2 separate regions of the Mus musculus genome follow, and region 2 is linked to region 1. The links are chromatin contacts, found by POLR2A ChIA-PET in ENCODE. All regions are on one chromosome and are shown on one strand. Each heading gives the region's core, a stretch centred on a gene start or an enhancer-like site at or near the end of the contact. The rest is flanking DNA. Distances are from core to core; before and after follow the strand shown. Region 1 overlaps Pxn (paxillin). Region 2 overlaps Gcn1 (GCN1 activator of EIF2AK4).

Region 1 (6,323 bases), core at 1,896-4,395:
GCTCAGCAAGAAGGCCCCAGTTAGTGACGACCTGCCACAGCTCCCAGGCTCCCTGGCTGACGTCCCTGGCTCCAGCTCCTTCCCTGTGCTGTTCCAGGGGACATGACCATCAGGGATGCAGATTTATGTACCGTGTGCCTCAGTGCTAGAGTGGGAGGCCCACATCATTTTACCGCCAGCCACCATGCTGACTTTCCCCACACTTCCCAGCTGTTACTCACAGTGAGCTCTGTGAGGGACGGAGTTGGTGAGCGGAAGCTCCTAACTGTCTAGTAAATTTTCCCCAGGCTATGAGCAGTGGATCCAGAGTCCTGCGTTTCTACTGGGTAGGCTGTTATCTCTGCTGGGGCACAGTGCCCGGGGCGGGGTTACCAGAGGGTGTATGGAGAGTCACGTGACACCAGAGCAGCCCAATCTGCGACACCTACGACACATACAGCGTGGCTTTATGTGTGGACAGTGGGGGCCTTGTGGTGCTGCGTGATACTGTGCACTGAAGGCCCCAAGTGTGTGCAAAGGACTCTCCGCAGCCTCTCTCTGTCTGTCTGTGTCTGTCTGTCTGACTGCAGTCTCATTGCCTCCAGAACCCAGCCTTGCTAGTTTGATTCCAAGCAGTGATTTTGACTTCTAGCTTCTGTGTTAACTTGGTCCCCAGGGGGCTTCTGGGTTTTCCTTAAGGTTTCCTGGGCTCCTGTCTTCCTTTGTCTCCTGCAGGTATGAACATCCAGGTAACAGGAAGACGAAGGAGGGAGAGGTTTGGACCGCATTTGCTATTGTTTGTAGAGAGAGACACCAAGGCTGGAAAAAGGGTGAGGTGGGGGTGGGCGGGTCCCAGTCCTGCTAAAGAGGAAAGTTGTGGTCAAGGCCAAAGCAGGGAGTGAGGGCCCTTTGGCTTTACTTTCTAAGAGGCTCAAAGATGGAGTGTCAACGCCAGGGGTTCTGTCCCCTGGAGTTGGGCAAAGACAGCATTGGTGGGAGTGTTTGTCCTCTATATCTGTGGCCTTATACTTGAGAAATATTTGGAGCCAGAAAACACAGCTCAGTGCTGTCTGTCTTGTGTTGCATGAGGTCCTAAGTCCTGCACTGGGGGAAAAGAAGAAAAGAAATATTTTTAAAATCACATCTACTTGCAGAGAACCTGAATTTGGTTCTCAGGATCCTCCCTTGACAGCTTCCAACCACCCTCAACTGCATCTGAAGCCCGAGATGGGCTCTGCAGGCACGCACGCATGCACGCACACATGCTGTGACCAAGCCTGGATACCTAACTTACCTGTCACCCACATGGTGAGAAGAGAGAAGCGACTCCATAGTTGTCTTCTGACTTGTATGTGTGCGTGTGCGCATGCACATATACACAGATATAAAAGGGAGTAAATGATTTTAAAAAGATGTATTTTATATGTGTGACTCTTTTGCATACACATATGTATGTGCACTATATGCGTGCATGGTGCCAGAGGAAGCCAGAAGAGGGACTCAGGTCCCTTGGGATTGATGCTCACATGGGTGCTGGGAACTGAACCCGGGTCCTCTGCAAAAGCAGGGCACACTCTTAACTACTGAGCCATGTCTACAACCCTTAAAAAAAATGTAAAACAAAACAGTATATAAGTCTACTGGGCGTGGTGGTTCATGCTTGTAATCCCAGCGATTGAGGACGCTGAGTCCGTACTGAAAGTTGACGGCAGCCTGAGGAATACAGTGAACTGTCTCAAGATGGAAGCCAAATCAAATCATCACATACACGGGAGGTGCGCATGGGCCATATGCGCACCACACCATTCCGAGCGCGGAGGACTTGCAAGCCAGGACTATATTGTGTCTCCGGTCTGTCTCCATCACACATTAACTCCAGCCCTTCAGTGAGAGGCCAGAAAGGGTGGAAGGAAGTTCCTATACCGAGAGCCCGAGTCTGGGGAGGGGTGAGGGGGAAGTGTGGACCCACACAAAAGAGGTAGGCACCCAAAGTGAAGCATGGAGCCCAGCCGAGCCAAGGCTCAGAGCCAACCTGATCTGTGTAAGGAGCCATAGCTTCAAAATAAAAAGTGTGTGTGTGTGTGTGTGTGTGCATGTGAGTGTGTGTGTAGTTCAGGAAGTTCAAACCATTTTGTCTACTGGAAGTAGGCTTAGCAGAACCCAGGGAGGTGACGGAGACTGAGAAGGGACCGAGCCTGGTTTCTGATGCTAGACCGTATTGTTGGCTGCAGATGATAAAAAAGAAAGTGTGACTGTGACAGGGAGAGGCCCAGCGGGGACAGTTATACGTGGGAACCAGAGGAGGGGGGTAGCCAGGTGAACAGAAGCAGGCGGCTTGGCCAGTGGGGAAGCCTTTTGGGCTGCGTTCGCCAGTCAGCATCTGACGAGTAAAGAAAGAGCAGAGAAACTGGTGTCTCTGCGTCCATAAACGCGGTGGACAGATCACAGCTCATCCCAGAAACAGGCAAACTTTTGAACTTTTTGTTCAGGTCTCTGTGGGGCCAGAGATGACTCAGAGTGGAGCCCCTCCTAACCTCTGTTGGTGATTAGCAGGGGGAGCCGCCCGCCCGCCTGTAGACTCATGTGCTTGGAAGAGCCCAGATTGCAGGAAGGGCCTGGAGCCGAGCTGGAACAGACCAGGGACATTTCCAGAACAGGAATCCCCTGGGCGCCAGTCTGCAGCGCACACCTTTGATCCGGGAGGCAGAGGCTGGCGGATCTGAGTTGAGGTCAGACAGCCTGGTCTGCAGAGTGAGAGCAAGCACCAGGGCTACACAGAGAAACCATGGCGGTGTGGGGTGGGGAGATGGAGCCTATGGGTTAGTTGAAGAGGTCGCTAAGATCTGACCCAAGAAGTGTGTCCCCGGCGGCGTGCCGGGGCGGTGGGGGAGGGGCTCTCAGGATGAGTTCTTAATGCTGCTGCTCCCTCACCTGGGGGTGTGGCTGGATCTGGCTCCGGGCACATACAGACCCGGGGTTGGAGACCAAGACAGCTGCAGTCTGGGGTGTGTGGTGTGGTGTGTGTGTGTGTGTATACCTACCTGCTTCATAGGGGCCCTGGTAAAGTTGGATCTCAGAGTGACCTCACAGAAGCCCTGCAGCCTATATTTTCTTATGTCTCCTCTCACCTGTGCCTCGTGCCCTTGGCTGCCTGCACACTCTAGGTTTCGGGGTTGCATGAGCCTCTGGCAGGCAGGGCTCAGCCAAGAACCGGAAATCAGCCTCTGGCACACGGGAGCTGGGAAGAGACAGCTGTACCCGGTGACGGCCCCTGTCTGCTGATGGCTGGAAACCTCTAGACCTTTCCCCCTGGTTTCCTGTTTGTCACCTAGCCCACACTTCCTTCAGGGCAGCTCCTGGTTGAGCAAGGCTTGAGTCAGCTAGGGAAGCTGGGCGGGTGAGTCTTCACAGCCTGCAGGCATGGCTGTTAAATAGTCAGATGGCACCACCAAGGCTCTCCTGCCCCTTGGGGAGAATAGCTCCCGTCCCGGGTTCAGATCATAGCAGTGCCTTGGAGTGAGGCAAAGTCTTGAAGAGCTCAGTTGCTATATAAATCTCATCTAATCCTGTTTCCTCCTTGGAGCCTGCTCAGCAATGGGGGCAGCTCAAGACCTAGTCCATGTTCCTTGCTAGGACCCTGGCCAGGCAGCCCAGTTCCTCCTGTACGCTGATTGCCCCCGTCCTTTCCTGTCTTTCTCTCTCAGCAGGACAGAGTAAGGTATCCATCTCTAAGAGATTAATTCTCCAAGAGGGGACAGTTGTTGAGGGTACAGAGCCCAGTTTGTGAGGGAAACTCCCTCTAGAAGGTTGAATTCCTACAGAGTGTTGAGGCCTTAGGTCCCTAGGCATGGTAGGGGCAGAGATCTGGCTTAACTGTATTGGCTGGCCACAGCCACCTTCCCCGAGGATAGACAGTTACCAGGATAAATATACCCGGCTTTCCATTCCTGGGGAGTTACTCACTGAGTCGAAGCACCCCACTGTGGGTTAGGTTACCTCTGCTCTAACTGCTCTCGGGCTCTGGCGGCTTGAGGGGACAGGGACTGGGCAGAAGCCATGGGAGGGGGAGGGGCGGGTCTGCCTCTTGTTCCTTCCTCTTTCCAAATGGAGAAGTCTCACCCAAGGGGTGGGAGGTGAACCATCCCCAGCTCCTCCAGCTGTTTACATAGCTCCTCCCTTGGTCAGGCTGAGCCCACCCAGTGTGTACATCCCTCTGTCTGAGCAGCTGTAAGGGCCCTTAGGCTACTACCTGGGCTACCCGGGTGACCAGCGGGGGACTGAAACCCCTTTTTGGGCACAAAAGGGTAGACAAGCTGTTTAAGCATCCCCTGGATCCGGACGGCAGGTACTTATGAGCTTATCAGCTCTCTGCTTCACCATGGAGCTGTGGACAGTGGGCCCTGGTGTGGTAAGGGCCCAGGCAGGGCAGCCCATAGCTGGGAAAGGATGAGAAAGGTGGCTCAGAGCTTGCAGTAGTTCTAGCCGTGGGTTCAGAAATAGCGATCTGATGGTGAGGTCAGGTTTCTTCAGAGGAACAGAACGTATCCAGTGGATATATGAACACTCACATATTCAATATATATGATATATAAGTATACTTATATATTTATACTTATTAGAGTGACTAACAGATGTAGACCTGCTAGTCCACCAATGGCTCTCCACCATCAAAAGGTCTAAGAATCCAGAAGTTGCTTAGTCCACAAGGTTGGCCCTCTCAGCTGGTCTTAGGTATACACCAGTGTGGCGGTCCCTGCCAACCCTAGGCAGGCAGAGAAACTGTCCTAACTGTTCTATAGCTTAAGGGCCCAGGGGAGAATCTGGTGTGGTCTAGGTCATGGGAGAGGCCACCAAATTACAAAGTACACGCACGTGACATCTCTCCTAGGGATGGGCTTGATTGACTGAGAAACCGTGTTCAAGATAAAGGTCTAGGGAGGAAGAGTCTGGGATAGGCATAATGGTCTAGGGGCCTGGGGTATGTGCTGGCCCCACAGATCACCAGGATATTAACCACACCCACTCTCAGCCTTCTGGGTGGAAGACAGGTACACATCCCTTCCCTTAAAGAGACAAACCTGTGTGCTTGTCATCCCTGGTTTCCCTGATTCTTATCTGTGAGCACAAGGGCCTTGTGTCCTCTACACACCAGAATCCCCAAGAAGTAGGCTCTAAGGAATGGACTTGCCAGAGGGAGAGGGAGAGGGAGAGGGAGAGAGAGAGAGAGAGAGAGAGAGAGAGAGAGAGAGAGAGAGAGAGAGAGAGAAAGAGAAAACGAACTTCCTTCTTCCATGTCCTTTATGTCCTTTATGTAGGCTGTGAGCAGATGGTTCAGTCCGGGTTCAGGGTGGATCTTCCCAACCCAGATCAGAATGAGGGACTGGAGAGATGGCTCAGTGGCTAAGAGCACTTCCAGAGCCCACTAGTTCAAAATTTTAAAAACAAACAAACAAAAGTCCAGATTAAAACTGGGTTTCAGGCTGGAGAGATGGCTCAGTGGTTAAGAGCACCGACTGCTCTTCCGAAGGTCCAGAGTTCAAATCCCAGCAACCACATGGTGGCTCACAACCATCCGTAATGAGATCTGATACCCTCTTTTGGTGTGTCTGAAGACAGCTACAGTGTACTTAGATATAATAATTAATAAATCTTTAAAAAAAACAACTGGGTTTCACTGGGCATGGTGGTACACGCCTTTAATCCCAGCACTTGGGAGGCAGAGGCAGGTGGATTTCTGAGTTCAAGCCCAGCCTGGTCTATAAAATGAGTTCTAGGACAGCCAGGGCTACACAGAGAAACCTTGTCTCGAAAAACCAAAAAAAAACCAAAAAACCAAACCAAAACCAAAGCACTGGGTTTCCCACTTCAACCACGTAGTTGAGGGAAAATTCCTCACAGGTGTTCCCCTGCCTGGGTTTTAGTTAATTCCAGTCAAGGACAACCAAGAACAACCGGGTCTCCCTCCAAGGCCTTGTTTTGGGTAGAATGATGCCCTGTCTGCCATCCCAGCACTGGGTATGACATTTCTTTGTCCTTAGAGTTGTGGGTCCTCTAGTACAGAGCTCCTGCCTGTTCAGCACCTCCCACATGCTAACTGTGCCGTGATTTGATCCCGGTGCCCAGTAGGCACTTGATGCCCGTTTTCTTGTTTGATCTGAACCCTAAGCTTAAAATGATGACATTCCTGGAAACGTGGGGCAGGCAAGACAGCTGAGGCACAGGCCCCTATCCAGGCAGTTCATCCAGAGAGCAGACAGCCTGTCTGCAAATCCCCAAGTGCAGGCTGTAACATCCAGCCACCTGAGGAATGGCTGGGGCCCCAGCTCCGGCCGCAGAACCTGAAC
Region 2 (6,085 bases), core at 1,959-4,458, 38 kb after region 1:
GTGAGACCGAGCTGGGATCCAGCCTCTTGGTCTTTCCCCATTAGTGAGAGCTGTGTGCTTCTCTTCTGCCAGAGTGGCAAGGTCCTGGCTTTCTCCCTGGGAGGTCAGAGTGTGACCCTGGTAAGGGAGAGCCTGCTGGGTGTACTGTGGGCCTTCCCTAGACTTCACAAACTGGGATTTTTGAGGTATAGTTTACATGTAAAAAAAAAAAAAGTACTGCCATTTATTTATTCATTCATGCATTTATTTATTTGAGACAGGGTCTCTTTATATAGACCAGGCAGGCCTTGAACTCACTGAAATTCTTCTGCCCCCTTCTGGGATTAAAGGTGCATGTTATCTTGCCTGGCTTGTACTGCCTTTTTAAATGTATTTGTTGTGTTGGGACTGTTGTAGGTTGTGTATCTTGATTATATCCACCCCCGCTCCCCCTCTCTCTACCCAGTGCCCCAGGACAGACCCTTTCCACATTCATGATCACTTAACGGAAATCTTTTTTGGGGGGCGGGGGGGGGTTTGGAGACAAGGTTTCTCTGTGTAGCCCTGGCTGTCCTGGAACTCACTCTGTAGACCAGGCTGGCCTCGAACTCAGAAATCCACCTGTCTCTGCCTCCTGAGTGCTGGGATTAAAGGTGTGCGCCACCACGTCTGGCTAGTTAACGGAAATCTTATTTCATGTGTATGTGTGAGTGCCTGTCTGTTTGTTAGTGCACTGTGTGTCTGCAGAGGCCAGAAGAGGGCATCAGGTCCCCTGGAACTGAAGTTCCAGATGGCTGTGAGCTGCTGTGTGGGTGCTGAGAACTGAGTCTCAGTCTTCCGCCAGATCAGCAAGTGCTCTTAACTCCTAAGCCATCTTTAAAAATAGGTGTATTTACTTTGTTTGGGTATGTACGTGTGCGTGAATGTGCTCTTGTGGGCCTGTGCCACACTGTGTGTGGAAGTCAGAGGATTGACTGTGGGTCCTTTGGTGTTTGGGTCCTCTGATTTGGTATTTGGTGCAGTTAGTGCTGCTGATGTGAGTGCGGGGGTGGGGCCGCCTGCTGGGGGGGACGGAGGTGGTGGTGGTGGTGGTCGTCAGTCTTCCAGTGCTCACCTCTTAGGAAAGAGGCTTTCCCTCACCCATAGTCATCAACCAGGGGTGAACTTTTGGGGTGTTTATGAAAGGATGCTTTCTGTCTAGAGGCTTCTGAACTTTGCCTTGCCTTGCCCGAGTTCAAGAAAAGTATGTTGAGTGGATGAAGACAGTGTATCTACACTGAGGGTGCTGTTTGTTCCCTGTGTCTGGAGATTCTACACCATCTAGGGACTTGATTGTCACAACTAGGGCAGGAGGAGAGTGGGCTGAAACTGGCTGTGACTAGTGGGTGGAGCTGAGAAATGCTTTTAAAACCCCATAATGCACAGAGGCAGCTTCCCATGACAAGATGTTATCCAGCCCCAGCTGTCAGAACGCAGCTCTGCCTGTGCACACACACACACACACACACACACTCAGCGTTTGTCATGTCTGTTGAAACTTTGTGTGGGTTTGGTCTTCGCAGGTTTCCGAGACACTGAAGCGCTTCGCTGTGAAGGTGACAACAGCCAGTGTGAAGGAGCGGAGAGAGATTCTCAGTGAACTGGGGCGATGCATCGCCGGCAAAGGTGTGTATTTGCCTGTTCCTGCACTGCTGTGTCTGAGGGAAGTCAGGGTGCGCGCTCTCTTTCTCCCTGAGCTGATGAGACGACCCTGCTCGTCTGCTTCTGACTACACCTTTTTTTTTTTAATGTTCTTCAAAACAGTTGAAACATTTGGGTCGGTGCAGGTAGGTTTGTTTTGTTCTGTTTCAAGACAGGATTTCTCCAGTTAGCCCTGGCTGTCCTGGAACTTGCTCTGTACTCCGGGCTGGCCTCAAACTCAAGAGATCCGCCTGCCTCTGCCTCACGAGCACTAGGATCAAAGGTGAGCCCCACCACCGCCCGGCCATTATTTGTAGGTTTTTTTTTTAAATTATTTATTATTTATTTAATGTATAAGAATACTGTACTGTTGCTGTCTTCAGACACACCAGAAAAGGGCATTGGATCCCATTGCTGATGGTTGCGAGCCACCATGTGGTTGCTGGGAATTGAACTCAGGATCTCTAGAAGAACAGTCGGTGCTCTTACCCGCTGAGCCATCTCTCCAGCCCCCTTATTTGTAGTTTTAATTATGTTGATTCTTGAGCAGTATACTGGGCACACAGATATTTTCTTTGTATGTCCACGGACATGAGAAGATGGTAGCAGGTGGCGTCCAGCTAAGTACCCTAAGTCTAGCTGAGATTGAGAGATGTGTGTTTTCTAATGCGCCCCGAGAACAGTCCCTACAGGCGCTTGCATTTTACTAACTTTTCTTTTTGCGGGGAGAGTAGTGGTGGTTGTTTGAGAAAAGGACTCCTTAGAATGGACTCCTTAGAATGGCCTTGAATCCCACTCTCCTTATTTAGCACTCAGTCCTGGAATTATAGGTGTGCACTACTGCACCAAACTCAAACAAACCAGCCGGCCTACCTTCCATCCCTCCCTCCAACCCTCCCTCCCAAGACAGGGTCTCCCTGGATGGACCCAGCTACCTTGTAGTGCATGTCTGTCCTCTGTCCTCAGCCTCCCCAGGGCTGAGCTTACAGATGTAAACCACCACATCTGGCTTTTCCTTCCAATCTTCTCTCACATTCCCACCTGCTGCTTCAAACCTGTTGTTGCCTGGGTAACAGGCAAGTTTGTTAAAGCTGTAAGTGGTGTCAGTTGCTGCGTGAGTTTCTCAGCTGTCCTGTGTGTGAGTGCTGTAGTGTATAATTTTATGCCTACTCGGAGGCGACTCTCTCAAGGCCCCAGTCTGTTAAGGCTGCTGTGCAGAGATGCCAAGTATATGCTTGTACTGAGCCGTGCTGGTTAGATTTCCCTGCAGGCTAACTGCCAAGTACTACATCCCTCACACACACACACACACACACACCCGTTTATGGAGTAAGTTTGAATTCTGCGTCTCAGTTTATGAACTACTCTGAGTCTTTGAGGGTGGTTTTGCTTTTCTGGCACCCTGAATGTACAGTTCCAAGTAAGTTGTACTTGTGAGGTGCTGTGGTGTGAACACCCAGCCTCCTTCCTGGAATCTGTAGCTTTCAGTCCTCTAACACTCCGGGCCTAGGCTGAACATGAGCTCCTGTGATGCCTCTCAAGGGCTGGTGAGGCGGGGGTGTGAGAGCATCTGCAGCTCGGGACAGCGGACACGAGCGCTGGGTGTTTCCTGTCATTGTTCCTGGTCTGTCAGCTTGGCTGCTGTTTCCTTAGTGCTGATAGCCCCACAGGCTCGGAGTTCTGCTTGTTTCCTCTCCATCGTTTGGGCTCCTGAAATGGGACGTGCTGAGAAAGCTCCTCCTGGGCTTCATCCACCTCATACAGGGGCTGAGTTTCCCCAGACAAATTTCTCTGCTGACTGCTTGCTCTGGTCTGCCGGGTCCTGCTTGTCCCAGCTGACTCACCAGCATGCCAGGGCATTCTTGTTCCGCCTGGCTGCCCCTCTGGCTGGCCTGCTGGCTTCCTGTTGTTTATTTTTTCCTTGGAAGGTGGGTTTACAGCAGAGCCCACTGGGTGGGGCAGTGCCTTGGTTTACAGAGCGGCCTGAGTGCTCTCCTCAGAGCCTTCTTCCCTGTCTTCCTGCCCTCTCTGTATTTCCCACAGTTGACAAATGCAGGTTTGGGCTTTCAGGGCTGTCTAGTTCCAGGCATGCCTGTCCTGTCCTGGTTCTTAAGCTTTTCTCCCCCCCCCCCCCCCCACCTTTTTTTTTTTTTTTTTTTTGAGACAGTCTCTGTAGTTCAGGCTCTCCTTGAACTCAACTATGTAGTCCAGGCTGGCCTAGAACTCACAGAAATCCACCTGTCTCTGCCTCTGCCTCCCTGAGGGCTGGGATTAAAGGCATGCATCACCACACCTGGTTTATGAACTGTAAAAAAATGTTGTCATTTTGTGTGCATGCCTGTTTGTGTATGGTATGCTTACAAGTGTCAGGATGCACACGTGAAGGACAGAGAACCTTCTGGAGGCAGCTCCTTCCTTCCTCCTTTACGTGGTCCCAGGGGTGAGATTAAAGTCAGGCTTATAGAGTATGCATGTACCTTTACCCACTAAACCACCTTGCCCACCAGTTTTTGTTTTGTTTAGTTTAGAAACAGGGTGTCTGTCTGTCTATATATTTTTGAGATAGTTTTCACTGTGTAGCTCTGGCTGGCTTGGAACTCACTATGTAGGTGACACTGACCTTTAACTCACGTAGATCTGCCGGCCACTGCTGCGATTAAAGGTGTGCCTCACTACATGTGGCCTTCCTGCTGACTTGTAGACCACTTATTAGACTGTATGTGAGCAAGTACCTTCCGAGCATCACCAACAGCACAGTTTAAAGCCAGCGCCCAGGCCGGAGAGCAGAGCAGGCAGTCGTAGCCCTGCTGAGCCCTGCTCTGTAGGGAGAGGGAGATGCTGGGGTCTTGGGCTTCTTCTATCCATCGTTGGTTTAGCAAGTGTCTCCTGCACTCGGGGCGTTTCTGTTCCATGTGCCTGTTTTCTCCTTGAGATTTTACAAGGTGCGGGGCTTACTAGGGCGTCTGGTACCAGGATCCCAGCTGACAGGACTGATGTAAGCGGACACTCACCGCTGTGCTTGTTGTTGAGACTCTGTGAACTCTGCTTTCAGATCTGCCAGAGGGAGCCGTGAAAGGGCTCTGCAAGTTGTTCTGCTTGACACTGCATCGATATAGGTGAGCCCCCAGAGACCAGGGCTTAGACCGTGCCATACAGCGACACTGTGTCAGAGAGACAGCATGGGGCAGTGGGGAGAGCCCCTAGTTGTTAGAGCCAGACTCTTAGGTTCATGCTCTTAACTACTGGATCCTGGGCAAGTTACTTAGCCTCCCTATGCCTCAGTTTTCTCATCTGCAAAATGGGGATGATAGCATTTTGTACCTCATGGGAAGTTGTTAGTGTGAAGGCCTGGGACACTGCCTGCCTTATTATAATATCTCAGCGCATGTATGCAATCATTAGCTGCACTTATAAAGCTATAAAGGAGTCATGGGGCATATACACCATGAGCATAGATTCTGCCCTTCTTGTCATCCTGTGCTCTTTCTGGGGTGAGGTGGGTTTATCAGGTTCATCTCTGTCCCCTAGGGGCCCCTGAAATGTAGGACCATGAGTGTCCCCCCGAAGAGCAGTGCTTGACTTCAGCAGCCCTGTCTCTGCTGAGGTCACATGTCACTACCCCTTCCTTCCCTCTTTAGAGACGCAGCCTCTCGCAGAGCCCTGCAGGCAGCCATCCAGCAGCTGGCCGAGGCCCAGCCAGAGGCCACCGCCAAGAACCTCCTGCACTCTCTCCAGTCTTCAGGGGTTGGCTCCAAAGCATGTGTTCCCAGGTACGGGCCTGGGGCTGCGGGCCTCCGGGGGGTGGTGCCAACTTCTCAGGTAGGCTGGTGTAGAGCCACTGGTGGGAGCACATCTGGCCCTCTTACCTTTGTACTCTGAATGGCACTAGAGAGCGCCTCTGAGTGGGGAGAGGAACCAAGTTAGTAGAGAAAAGATCCAGTGGGCCCGAGGCACTGGATGGGCAAAGCTTTATATACTTGTTCATGTACATTTTATGTGAATGAGTCTCTTACTGCACGTATGTCTGTATACTATGTGCATGCCTAGAACCTGAGGATACCAGGGGAGGGGGTCAGGTCCCCGGGACAGTGGGAGCTGCCATGTGGTTGCTGTGAGAATCGAACCCAGGTCCTTTGGAAGAGCAACCTGTGTTCTTGTTTTTTGGTTTTTTGTTTGTTTGTTTTGTTTTTTGTTTTTGTTTTTTTCGAGACAGGGTTTCTCTGTATAGCCCTGGCTGTCCTGGAGCTCACTTTGTAGACCAGGCTGGCCTCGAACTCAGAAATCCGCCTGCCTCTGCCTCCCAAGTGCTGGGATTAAAGGCGTGCACCACCATGCCCGGCTGCAACCTGTGTTCTTAACCCCTCTTAGCCGTCTCTCCAACCTCATCTTGTTTTTACTGTCCCAAACATCAAGGGATGGGATTTAG

What was found. ChIA-PET counts read pairs that join two places held with the same protein, here RNA polymerase II (POLR2A).
Region 2: POLR2A ChIA-PET joins it to region 1 with 12 read pairs in Patski. The contact joins two enhancer-like sites. POLR2A ChIA-PET finds 5 or more read pairs at or near these places in 3 of 5 experiments (Patski and embryonic stem cell).

The regions. Positions count from the first base shown.
Region 1 is chr5:115,531,791-115,538,113 of GRCm38, forward strand. All of the region lies in intron 1 of Pxn (paxillin), which reads left to right. Among named protein-coding and RNA genes, the nearest start is that of Gm13840, 24 kb to the left of the region's middle. Within about 2 kb of position 3,146, at least 1 of the 3 ENCODE cell types and tissues checked has a DNase peak (open chromatin) inside an H3K27ac peak, as active enhancers do.
Region 2 is chr5:115,569,868-115,575,952 of GRCm38, forward strand. It overlaps Gcn1 (GCN1 activator of EIF2AK4), which reads left to right. Exons shown (of 58, transcript NM_172719.2): 2 at 1,542-1,644; 3 at 4,712-4,775; 4 at 5,298-5,429. Among named protein-coding and RNA genes, the nearest start is that of Gcn1, 7.6 kb to the left of the region's middle. Within about 2 kb of position 3,209, at least 1 of the 3 ENCODE cell types and tissues checked has a DNase peak (open chromatin) inside an H3K27ac peak, as active enhancers do.